2 separate regions of the Mus musculus genome follow, and region 2 is linked to region 1. The links are chromatin loops, found by intact Hi-C in ENCODE. Cell type or tissue: left cerebral cortex. All regions are shown on one strand. Links, peaks and the distances in the headings refer to the core of each region. The heading gives the core; the rest is flanking DNA.

Evidence for each region. Hi-C counts contacts between places; a loop is a spot of excess contacts. Peaks named below come from ENCODE experiments on the same cell type or tissue, not always from the same donor. Only the 100,000 strongest peaks of a DNase experiment are listed, where the experiment ranks them.
Region 2: a loop joins it to region 1, with 2.0 times the contacts of the local background. A loop is called at or near these places in 12 of 42 quality-filtered maps.

The regions. Positions count from the first base shown.
Region 1 is chr11:74,647,001-74,652,470 of GRCm38, forward strand. It overlaps Cluh (clustered mitochondria (cluA/CLU1) homolog), which reads left to right and starts at 2,504. Exons shown (of 26, transcript NM_001081158.3): 1 at 2,504-2,694. The coding sequence starts at 2,595. In left cerebral cortex, for the core only: no CTCF peak of the experiment used is centred there; DNase peaks (open chromatin) are centred at 2,378 and 2,878; H3K4me3 peaks cover 2,324 bases; H3K27ac peaks cover 1,526 bases.
Region 2 is chr11:74,767,756-74,773,225 of GRCm38, forward strand. It overlaps Mettl16 (methyltransferase like 16), which reads left to right and starts at 3,108. Exons shown (of 10, transcript NM_026197.3): 1 at 3,108-3,229. In left cerebral cortex, for the core only: a CTCF peak has its summit at 495 (motif pointing left); DNase peaks (open chromatin) are centred at 483 and 3,068; H3K4me3 peaks cover 1,484 bases; H3K27ac peaks cover 1,035 bases.

The sequences.
Region 1 (5,470 bases), core at 356-5,355:
GGGGGGGGCGGGGGGGGGGGTCAGGCTACCTGCTGAGCAGGATTCCTGACACTCTATGTCCTTTTTACTTGTCGGATTTGGAACAATGTGAATTTATTATCTGTGCAAATTTTTAAGTAAAGTTGGCTGTGATGGTGCATCCCTGTAATTTATGTCGTGAATTCCAAGCCAGCCTAAACTATAGAATAAGACCCCTTTCTCAAACAAGCAACCAAAGAATAGTCTCCACCCAGAAGCACTCAAGGTGTGCCCTGAACACTCAGACAGTCTTGCAGCCTTGCACAGGACATTGCTTGGAGCTTTCCAGGTCAGCAACTGCACACACACACACACACACACACACACACACACACACATACTCACTCACTCACTCACTCACTCACTCACTCATATACACATGTGCGTACATGCCATATATACATACATATAATTAAAAGTAAAAACAAAAGCACAGGGCTCAGTTAGTAAAGTACAAAGCCAGGCATAAGGATAGTCCCCTACAATTCCAGCACCCAAGATGGAAACTGGAGAATTCCTCAGATTTGTTAGCTAGCCAGCCAGCTTAGCTAACTGCTGAGCTCCAAGTTCAGTGAGAGTGTGAGAGAGACCTTACTTTAAGAAATAAGGTGAGGTGAAGGACATGCACTCACTCACACACACACACACACACACACACACACACACACACACACACACAATAAAAATGTAGTAAAGGCAAGAACACACAAACATGTATCTACACACAGCAAAACACCTGAGATTCAGCAAGATGATAGTGATTTGCTCAAGTTCACTACAAGAGACAGGTACGGGTTCCTAGGGACTGACTTCCAGTCCACTTCGATGTCAGGTCCACACACACCTTGCTTGCCTGCCTTTTGTTTGTTTGTTTGTTTGTCTGTTTGTTTGTTGTGTGTTTTCTTGAGACTGGGTCTAGCCAGGAAGCCCAGGCTAACCTTAAACCCTTTATATTCTCTCCTTGCCTTCTGAGTGCTGGGATGACGGATGGAAACACTGAGCCAGGTTCCTGCTGCCTGATTTCTATGTGCACCCAGCAATAAGGTCTTGGTCATTCTTCCAACTTCCTTGTGCAATAGCCTGAAATCACTTCTCCTTAGTCCTGCTCAGTTCTCCTTTGCCCTCACATAACAGTCAAGAGGATCTTTCTGACACATACATTTCTCTCCTCCCTCTCCCTTCAATGGAGGGTTCCTTCTTCTTTTGGCTTCAGTTCTCATCATCACATGTGCTCTAGGGGCAAACTGAACTTCCTATGTATTCTATTCTGACAGTGTGTTACTATGTAGCCCAAGCTGGTCTCCAAATTCAGGTCCTCCAGCCTTTACCTATCAAGAACTGGGATTGCAGGCCCTTGTGGTCACACTAGATCTCTAAAAGGAAAGCAGATTTAACTTTCCTTTGCAATGTATACAAGGGTGTATGTAGACCGCTCCCATCTCAGCCTCAGATTGCCAGGGTCCATTAAATCCTAGCAAGTGTAAAGACTGTGTTTAGTGTTTCACAAAGGGCTTTTCCACCTGTGCATGGAAGGCTTACCCTGTCCCCTCTCTGCCTGAACATAACTGTCTGGATAGACCTGGTTTCAATATCACCTGAGACTAGGGTTGTCTCTCAGCAGTAGACACCTTTACCATGCCAGAGGTCCTGAATTTAATACTCAGTAGGGCACACACAAGAAAAGTACCCCCCCTCCCCCAGCAATCATGGACCTCACTCCTTATTCCCCACCCAACCAAAAGAACTGAAAAATAGATAACAACTATAGTAAGGATCTATTTATTGGTCTAAATCTGAACTTGTTCTGTGACTTTGGCCCTCATTGTCCTTCACTGTAAACCAAGATAGTGGCCTGGAAGTGAGTGAGTGTGTGTGTGTTTTACACAGATAGGGGAGGAGCCCATGGTGCTGAGTCCAAGTTTTCATAGTCTGTTTCTGACACTTTATGCATATTTGCAACCTGCACACCTTCCTCAATAATCCACACTTGATCTTAGCCAAAAGGCCTAGAAGCGATCTTCCTCAATAATCCAAATACACTCTAGACCCTTCCCTTCAGTAGGAAAGAGCCCACTCGGTGAGGAGGATACAGAGGGTCGTGATAACAAAGCTGCTTTAGAACGACGCGGTCTTTTGGCAGATGCTCAATAAGAAGCAGAGGGTCATTGGGGGAGGGGGAATAGGGAGCGAAGGCAGTCCTAGACAAGTCTCCACCCAAGGTCACGGCGCCCGCCCAACGGGCGGCGAACCTAGGAAACGTCTCCCGGAAGCCCCGCCTCACCAGGGGGCCGAGGCCTCTCCCCTTTGAGCCCGGACGCGTTGCCTTTAAGGCTTTGAAAGAGTCACTGAATCTGTGAACTGACTACGGAGTGCTCGGTGTTTTGTCCCTCGTCGTCTGCCGTGGGCAGGCCGGGCGCGAGGGCGGGGTAGGGGAGCGGCGGCGGGGTCAAAGGCTAAAGCGCGCACCACGTGGGCCGGTGACTCCGTCCTTCCCGCAGCGGCCGTGGCGCGCAGGGCACTTGGGTTAGTGGCGCGGCGTGCGGCGCGGACAGGCGAGCCGGACGCCTGCTCCCGCCATGGTCATCAAGACGGACGAGTTGCCGGCGGCCGCCCCGGCCGACAGCGCCCGGGAGCACGGCTCGCAGGCCGGCGGCAAGGGGCGGCCGAACGCGGCTGGTGAGTGAGTGGGCCGGGGGCAGGGACAGCTGGGCTAGAGCCCGGGCCGAGTCCGGCCGGAGGGCTCGGGACTCGGTGGGAACAACCGTCTTCCCTCCGCGTCAGTGTGGGCGGTGCACTGGGCCGCCCCCGCCCTGAAGGTCACCTTCAGTGGCACCCCCGGCTACGGCCTGGACTTCGCACGTGGGGACCGTGGAAGGGCATCCACGGCGGACACACTCGCGCAAGATCGCGGGGACACGTGCGCGCACACGCGGTTTGGTTTCAGGGTGCGCCGCCGCCGCAGACCGATGGAATCGGCGGCCCCACCCCCTCCGCGCCCCTGCTTGGGGAGCTCTTGGGGCTGGGGGCAGTGACACTTGCGGCCCTGCCACCTTCTGGTTCTCTTGTCCTAGACGTTCCTGTGCGGCAGAGCTGCAGCACTGTGAGTGAGGCTCAGTTTGGAGCTGCCCAAACTTGGACTATGGGAAGAGCGCAAGTTGGGGTGTGTGTGTGTGTGTGTTATTGGGGTGGGTTGTCTCTGGTACATTCTTAGAGACAAGGGCTTAACCCCAAGTCATCAGGCTGTGGTCTCAATTCTTTTAGTTACTGGCCTCCACTTGATCAGGGGTTTGGGGTCCTGCCTGTGTGTGGGCAAAGCCTAGCTGTTTGTCAGGGGGAGGTGTTTGTGCCTGAACTTGATCATTAACCTGCCTTATTGCGAAAAGTGGGTCAGACTAGAGCTGCTGTTTTTTTAAGGCAAAGGTCATTAGTGTGGAGTGGAGCGCCCAGCTCTCCCCCGTGGGGGCTGTGTGGTGGTGGCTTTGGGAGTGGCAGAGGCTTGTCTAGGGGTGGGGCCTACTTCTCTTGTACTTAGCCTGTGCCCTTTCTGTTAGTTTTTTACCAAGTCTCAGGCTCCAGCCTTGAAACTGGAAACCCCTTCCTAGGGCCTCCTCACTTTTCCTCAGAGCCAGCCTGGTCCTTTCTACCCAGGATGCCAGTGAGTGCAGACCCTCTTTATCTCTCTTTTCCTCAGCTCATCTCCTTATTCTTCCCAGCTCCGGTGAGCAGACTAAGGCTAACACGGGAGTAAGGATGGCCCTAATGGGCCTAGCACTTGCTAGACTGTTATCCATCACAGTGGACTTACCTTGCCCAAGACAAGGCCTGAGTTGTACCCAAGCACAAGAAGTGCTGAAAAATGTCGTGGCTCTGAATCCATGGGCAGGCTGGGTAAGAGAAGGTTAGAGCTGCCTGTTTCCCCTCCATCAAAGAGATCTGAAGAGATATGAAGCAGCTTGTCCAAGGTCATAGTGATTTCATTGTCCAGGGAAGCATTTGGATTTCCAGTTTACGGCTAGCATGCCAAGTCTACCCCAGCCCAGCCTAGAGGAAGCTGAGGTGGGCATGCTGGGTTATTATGTATGTGATTCAGGGGATTTAGGAACTGGAATGGTAGTGGAGGATTTTTGATGAATGAAGCTCCCTTAACTATATGCTAAGGGACTCTTGGGTGTGTGTGTGTGTCAGGGGGTGCTGGGTTGGGGTCAGAGCATAGTTCTTCATCTTGGGGACACACAGGACTTTCTACTTGGTAGGATCTTGGCTTCTGTGTCCCAGAAAACTGGTATAGATAACAGACTATCCGGCCATCTTGGATCTGTTCAAAAGAAGAAAGACATAAATGGAGCCTGTGTCGTGTTTGTCCTGCTCCCCCTGCCCTCCCCCACCCATCTGCTATCCCATGGTAAGGTTTCTGCATGGGTATCAAAGTGTAGCCCCTGACCCACAGCCCCTCTTTCTAGAGCTCTCCAGTACCTTTGAGGAGGCGATCGAGGCAGGCCAGGGACAGTTACCTTAAGAATAAAGTAACTTTTAGGGGTTAAGAGAACAGGCAGGTTTTTCAAGTTCACAGTGGTGTGTCAGGTTCCTTCTGTACAGGGGAGGGCTCCCTGAGTTGGGCGTGGAAACTGAAGGGGACTTGGCAGACGAGGGGAGAATTTAGGGGCTTATAAGCTCTCCAGCAGGATCTTAAAGCTCTTTTTGGGTGGTGTCTGAGAAGACACTTGGACCTTGAAGACCTATTTCTGGTCTGGGGAAACAGGAAGGAGGCAAGCAGGATCTTCCATAAGCTGTCTCTCTGCCTCTGTCCTCTTGTCTTGAAGCCCTGGGTTCAAGGATGGGGCAGTGTATCTTTTGGAGTTCGACTTCCTGTTCTGCCCCTACCTGCTGATTCCTTAGCTAGGGTGTGGCCTGGCCCTGGCATAGTCTCTGAAGATGCTGTCAGACTGGAGTGGCATACAGAGACTACTTGTGGTTACTCAGACCCCTTTGTAACTCCTGCCTGTGACCATCTCTGGCTAGGGGAGTGCTGTCTAGGCCTAGGAAGGCTGTGTGTTGTCTTTCCGCTCGGATCTCTCCTAGAGACTGTAGGTGGAGGTTAGCAGTGTACTAAGTGCCATTTAGGCAGTTAGTCCCATTCTGCAGAGGATTGCCTTTTTATTTCACTTCCCTAAAACCTAGGTCTTCAAAGACCTCTAGGATCTGAGTGCAAGGGAGTAGAGACTTGGGTCATCTATGGCCTCATGCACCACCTGGACTGAGTCCTTAGGCTTCCAGGGGAAGGCACTGCTGTAGCCTGGTCTCTTGGGGAGAATGGCAATAGACCTTACTCTAAAAGTAGCGTGCAGAGGTTGGGTTTGGAACTTCGACACACATCCCTTTTCCTAGACTTAGCTTCACAGCCTTTTGCCTCTGTGACCTTGGACAGCTCACTTATAAGCTGTGTGGAGCTTTA
Region 2 (5,470 bases), core at 103-5,102, 120 kb after region 1:
GCAGTTTCAGTCACCCTTCCAACAGCTCTTCCAAGAATGAGACAACCTCTATCTACTGCTGTTGCCTCTCCTAGGGCAATAAGGACAGAGAAACTGAAAAGACCTGATTGTCAATACAAGCCTGTTCAGTTATAAAGTGGGAACATTTCCCAATGGAATACATTTTTTTTTCTCCTGAGACAGGGTTTCTCCCTGTGTGTAGCCCTGGTTGTTGTCCTGGAACTTGCTCAGTTGACCAGGCTGTCCTTGAACTCACAGAGATCCATCTACCTTTGCTTCCCAAGTGTTGGTATTATGTGTGCTACCATTGCCTAACTTATTTCTCTTTCAAATCTTTTTAAAAATTTATTTTAGGGGCTGAAGAGATGCTCGGCAGTGAAGAGCACTGACTGCTTTTCTAGAGAACTCCAGGTTCAATTTTTAGCACCTGAATTGCAGTTTGCAACTGTCTGTAACGCTAGTTCCAAGGCGGATCCCACACCCTCTTCTGGCCTTCAGGAGTATTGCATGCATGCGGCGTACAGACAAATGCAGCAAACACCCATACATACAAAAGTAATAGACAAAATACTCAAAAATATTCTTTTAAAGTTATCATTTTCTTTCTCTTTTTTTTTTTTTTTTTTTTTGGTTTTTCGAGACAGGGTTTCTCTGTGTAGCTCTGGCTGTTCTGGAACTCACTTTGTAGACCAGGCTGGCCTCGAACTCAGAAATCTACCTGTCTCTGCCTCTCAAGTGCTGGGACTAAAGGTGTGTGCCACCACGCCCAGCTTATCATTTTCATTTATGTGTGCAGGTGTTTTGGCTGCATGTATTTCTGTGCATCACTTGTGTGCCAGAGACAATGGGTCCCCTGCAGCTGGAATTACAGACAGGTCTGAGCTGTCCCATGGGTCCTGGAAATTGACTCTGGGTCCTTTGGAAGAGCAGACAGCGCTCATAACTGTGGAGCCACCTCTGCAGCCCCATTTTTCTAAAATATCTATTTTATTTTGAATTATATGTGTGTCTCTGTGTTCTGGTATATGCATGTGAGTATGGTGTCTGAGGAGGCAAGAAGAGGGTGTCAGACACCCTGGAGTGTCAGATACCGTGGAATGTGAGTTATAGGTGACTGTGAGCCACCTACCCACATCCACAAATCTATCAGGGTTTTTTTTTTCAAATCTTCAGTTACAAAAATCTTTAAACACTAATTTGTGTGAGTGTATGGCATAGGCGTGCATGTACACATTTGTGGAAACCAGAAGAGGCCATTGAATGGCCTCTATCGTTGTCTCCCTACTCCTTTGAGGCAAAGTCTGTCTGTGAGCGTGCAGCTTATACTTTTCTTTTCTTTAACGAATAAGCCCCAGGTGTGCCTTGCTCCTTATGTGGAGACTGGGGTCCAAATTCTGGTCTTCATGATTGTCCATCAAGTGTCTCGACAGCCCACATTTTATGGCTATGCTAATTTATCTACCCATAAATCTACACATCTATCTACCCATAAATCTATACATCTATCATAAATCTATACATCTATCTATCTATCTATCTATCCATAAATCTATACATCTATCTACCCATAAATCAATCTATCTATCTATCTATCTATCTATCTATCTATCTATCTATCTATCTATCTATCTATCTCTTCTTTGTGGTGTTAGTTTACACAGGCCTTTGCATTCTACCACTGATCTAGTGGTACACTGCCGCTTTGGCTTTTTGAGCAAGGTCTCATGTAGACCAGGGTGGCCTGGAACTTGATAGACAGTATAGGATGAACTCATACTCCAGCTTCAATATCCCAAATGCTTGGATTTACAGGCCTATAACACCATACTTAGGGTTAAATGAAGGAAAAATTGGGGGTAGGGCAATTGGGGGGGTATTAGCATAGCTAATAAAGTAGCCAAGGTCAGTGTGGTCTTGGTCCTGTTCTGCTTGGTCTGCAAGGTGGAGGGAAGCAACTGGGCTCCCTGAAGACAACTGTTCCTTCTGCAGCACATAGCTTCGTCTATGCAGGTAATTGCCCTCAGTGAGTACAGAGGAGGCATTCCCGTCCTTTGAGGCCTAGCATTGCTCTATAAAAGTATTTCTTGATCAGTCCTACTGTTCCAGGAATTCCAGGTGACTGACACAGACAATCTGAAAACACCCTTTGGCCAATCTGGAACAGAACATCGTACAAAACTGACAACGAAATGCCTATTGGTGGGGAGGCAGAGGCATTTCTGAGTTCAGATTTCTGAGTTCAAGGCCAGCCTGGTCTACAAAGTGAGTGCCAGGACAGCCAGGGCTACACAGAGAAACCCTGTCTCGAGCAAACAAACAAACAAACAAACGCACGCCAGGATTTTATCCTTTTGCTTCGTGAGTCCAGATTCAATGCTTTTTTTAGCCAAATCAGTTTCTTTAAAAAAAAAAAATAGAATTTAAAAAGAGGTTTACCTTTATGTGTATGGCTGTTTGCCTCCATGTTTGTGCACCACGTGCACGTGTGCCTTCCAGAGGGCACTTAGGGACTAGAGTTACAGCTGGTTTCGAGTCACCATATTGGGGCTGGGACTCGAACCTGGGTCTTTTGTTAGGGTAGCCATTTCCCCGTCCCCTATCCCACCCAAAACAGTTTCTAAGTACCAGTTATTTACCCATCTCACAGGTTTATCTGTAACTACTGTGTCATCACACAGATTTGCTGTGCACTTAAGTGTTAATTGCCATCAAACCCATCTAGCCTTCCTATTTCCTGTCCAAGACTAGATTTAGTACTATTTAGTAAGGCTGGGGAGAGCTGAAGAAAGCTACATTCAAAACAAAGGAAAACAAACGTTTACAACTTGGTGGGGTAGCCCATCCCTGTAATCCCAGCACCCAGAAAGGCCAGGGGAGGAGGGTAGTTCCAAGTTCCTGGCCGGGCTCCATCACATAGCTGCATGCCAGCGGACTAGTGAGGTCTTCTCCATCCGCTAACCTAAGAAGACTCCCGGCCGACCACACCCCCAAACCTGGGTGAAAACTCACCGCCGTCTCCAAGTATCGCGATAGTTCCTTCTTTCTTTAGGCTAAGTCAAAAGTCTCGCGAGAGTAGTCTGTCCAGTCACGGCGCGGATTGGCTGCGCAAGATGGCGGCGCGCTTGGAGCGTAGCATCTGCGTTTCCAGGAGCTTGGCTGTGTGAGTGGTGTGGGCTTGGTGATTGCGGGCCTGTCCGCACTCCGTCCGCCTGCTCCATTGGCCTGCGAGGTGCGTGGTTCAAAAATCTCTTATCCGGTTGCGCACAAGGATCGCCTAAGAAGCGGCTCACCTGCTTTTCTCCTCCGGTTCTCGGATCCTTGGGGGCTTACCGCTGGGTCAGAAGCCGGGGACCCGGGCGGGTGTGCGCGAAGGCCGGCGGTAGGTGGGAGGAGCTGGAGGAGAGATGGCCTCGTCCCTCGCCTAGGCCAATGCTTAGAGAGCGCTGAAACCCAGGGGAAGAAGGTGTGGATGAGCCGGGGAAGTGGCGGAGGAGAAGTCAAGTTTGTGAGGTGGGGGCGTGAAGAGAAAACGGAAGTGTTGGGGTCTAGGTGGGAGACATCTGTTGAGTTTTCTGTTCCTCCTAAAAACTTAAAAAAAACAAACCCACAAAACAGTTTGTAGGTGTAGGTGTTTTGCCAGCCTGGACGTCTGTGCAGCACGTGCACAGTGCAGGCAGAGGCCAGAAGAGGGTTGTGTCATGGCACTAGGTGAGCAGCCATACGGGTGCTGGGAATCGAGCCCTGGTCCTTTGGAAGACCAGCTGGTGCTCTTGAACGCTGGTCTGTCTCTATTGCCTCCATAGTTTGACATCATAAAAGCCAAATTTAGAGTATCCTATAAGCTTCAGTTTTAGAAGAAATGATGTGTGAAGAGATAAAGGCCAAGAGAAACCCAGGAAACATGAAGTTTTAAAGAGGAAAGAAGGCTGGCCTAGAGGTCTTTTGGGTTTTGGACTCGCTCCGATGAGCCTTTTTTTGTTATTGTTGAGACTCAACTGGGCTGCCCATTCAGAAAGAGAATGCTGTGTGTGTCTCACACAGATGGAAAGTATTTCATAGTTATTTCCTTTATTTTCTTTGGTGTTGATGACTGAGCCCAGGCCTTGCACGTGCTAGACACATGCTCTGTCACTCGGAGCTAGATCTCCTGGTGACTTCATATTCTTCCCAGTCAACCAACAGTTGAGTGCCTCCCCTTACAGGCCCTATTTTGAGTATTGGGGTACAGCAGGGAACAAATATGTTCCCTCATGAAGTTTACTGGTAGGGAAGGTTTTTTTTTTAATTAAAGCAAATGTGTGGGGAATGCCAAGTGAGTAAATTTCAAAGACAGAAGGTGGGCGGGAGGCTGGAGAGATGGCTCAGTGGTTAAGAGCACTGACTCTTCTTCCTGAGGTCCTGAGTTCAATTCCCAGCACCCACATGGTGGCTCATGACCATCTGTAATGGGGTCTTATGCCCTCTTCTGCTGTGTCTGAAGACAGCTACAGTGTACTCATATACAAAAAATAAATAAAAGCTTAAAAAAAAGAAAAATAAAGTGTGCGTTCCAGTCACTGAATGTTTTAGTGACTTGCTCAAGAAGATATAAATAAGATGGCATTTGACCAAAGGCTTAAAGGTGGGGATATGTTCAGTGTCTGTACACTTCACTGGGGAGTGTAAGCCATGCCACCTGAGCGGCAGCAAGTGCCAGTCCAGTGTGGTGGTGCAAGCTGGAATCACAGCACTCAGAGGACATGGGATTCTAGACTACTAGCCTTGCCTACAGAGTGGGTTCCCAGTGAGCCTGGGCTACTGGAGACCTTGTCTAACAGCAAGAACAAAAAGACAAGTACAGCTAGTCCTGAGGCACTTGATTGGGCAATGGCTCTTAGGCCAGTGTGGGAGGAACAGAGTAAACTGGTGCTAGCAGACATTCACTTAACTTTGAGGAATGGGGTGGATAGGCAGATAGAAATCCAGAAGTTAGTCATCTCGGGTGTAGCAGTCCTTGATAGAGCACATGTGAGATACTGTGTTAAATTCCCAGTTGAAAAAAATTTTTTTAACAAAAGTTAAAGAATCAAACGGAGTGACTTTGTTGAGTATGTCTGTTATGACCTGAATGGATAGTGTAGAAAAATGAACGGAATTGGCCAAGGTTGTAATTGAACTTGGGTCACATGTTCAGAGTACGTGCCTGTAAACTCTGTCCTCTTTAATGTGCTGCAGAGTCCTAGTGCATCAGTATCTCTTGGACTTGTTAGAGAAGGGCCTACTTTTTGTCCGGCATTACATGGAAGAAAACCATTACCCTCTGATATTCTTGGGGCCTGGGGACTGCCCTTGGTTTATGCTTTTTACTCCTATGTCTGTAAGGGGCATTTGAATATTAGGGAATTAAAACTGCTATATAGTGAGCGTCTACCATTTTGTATGTGTGTGTGTGTAATCCTGGAGACTGAACCCAGGGCCTTGAGCATTGTGG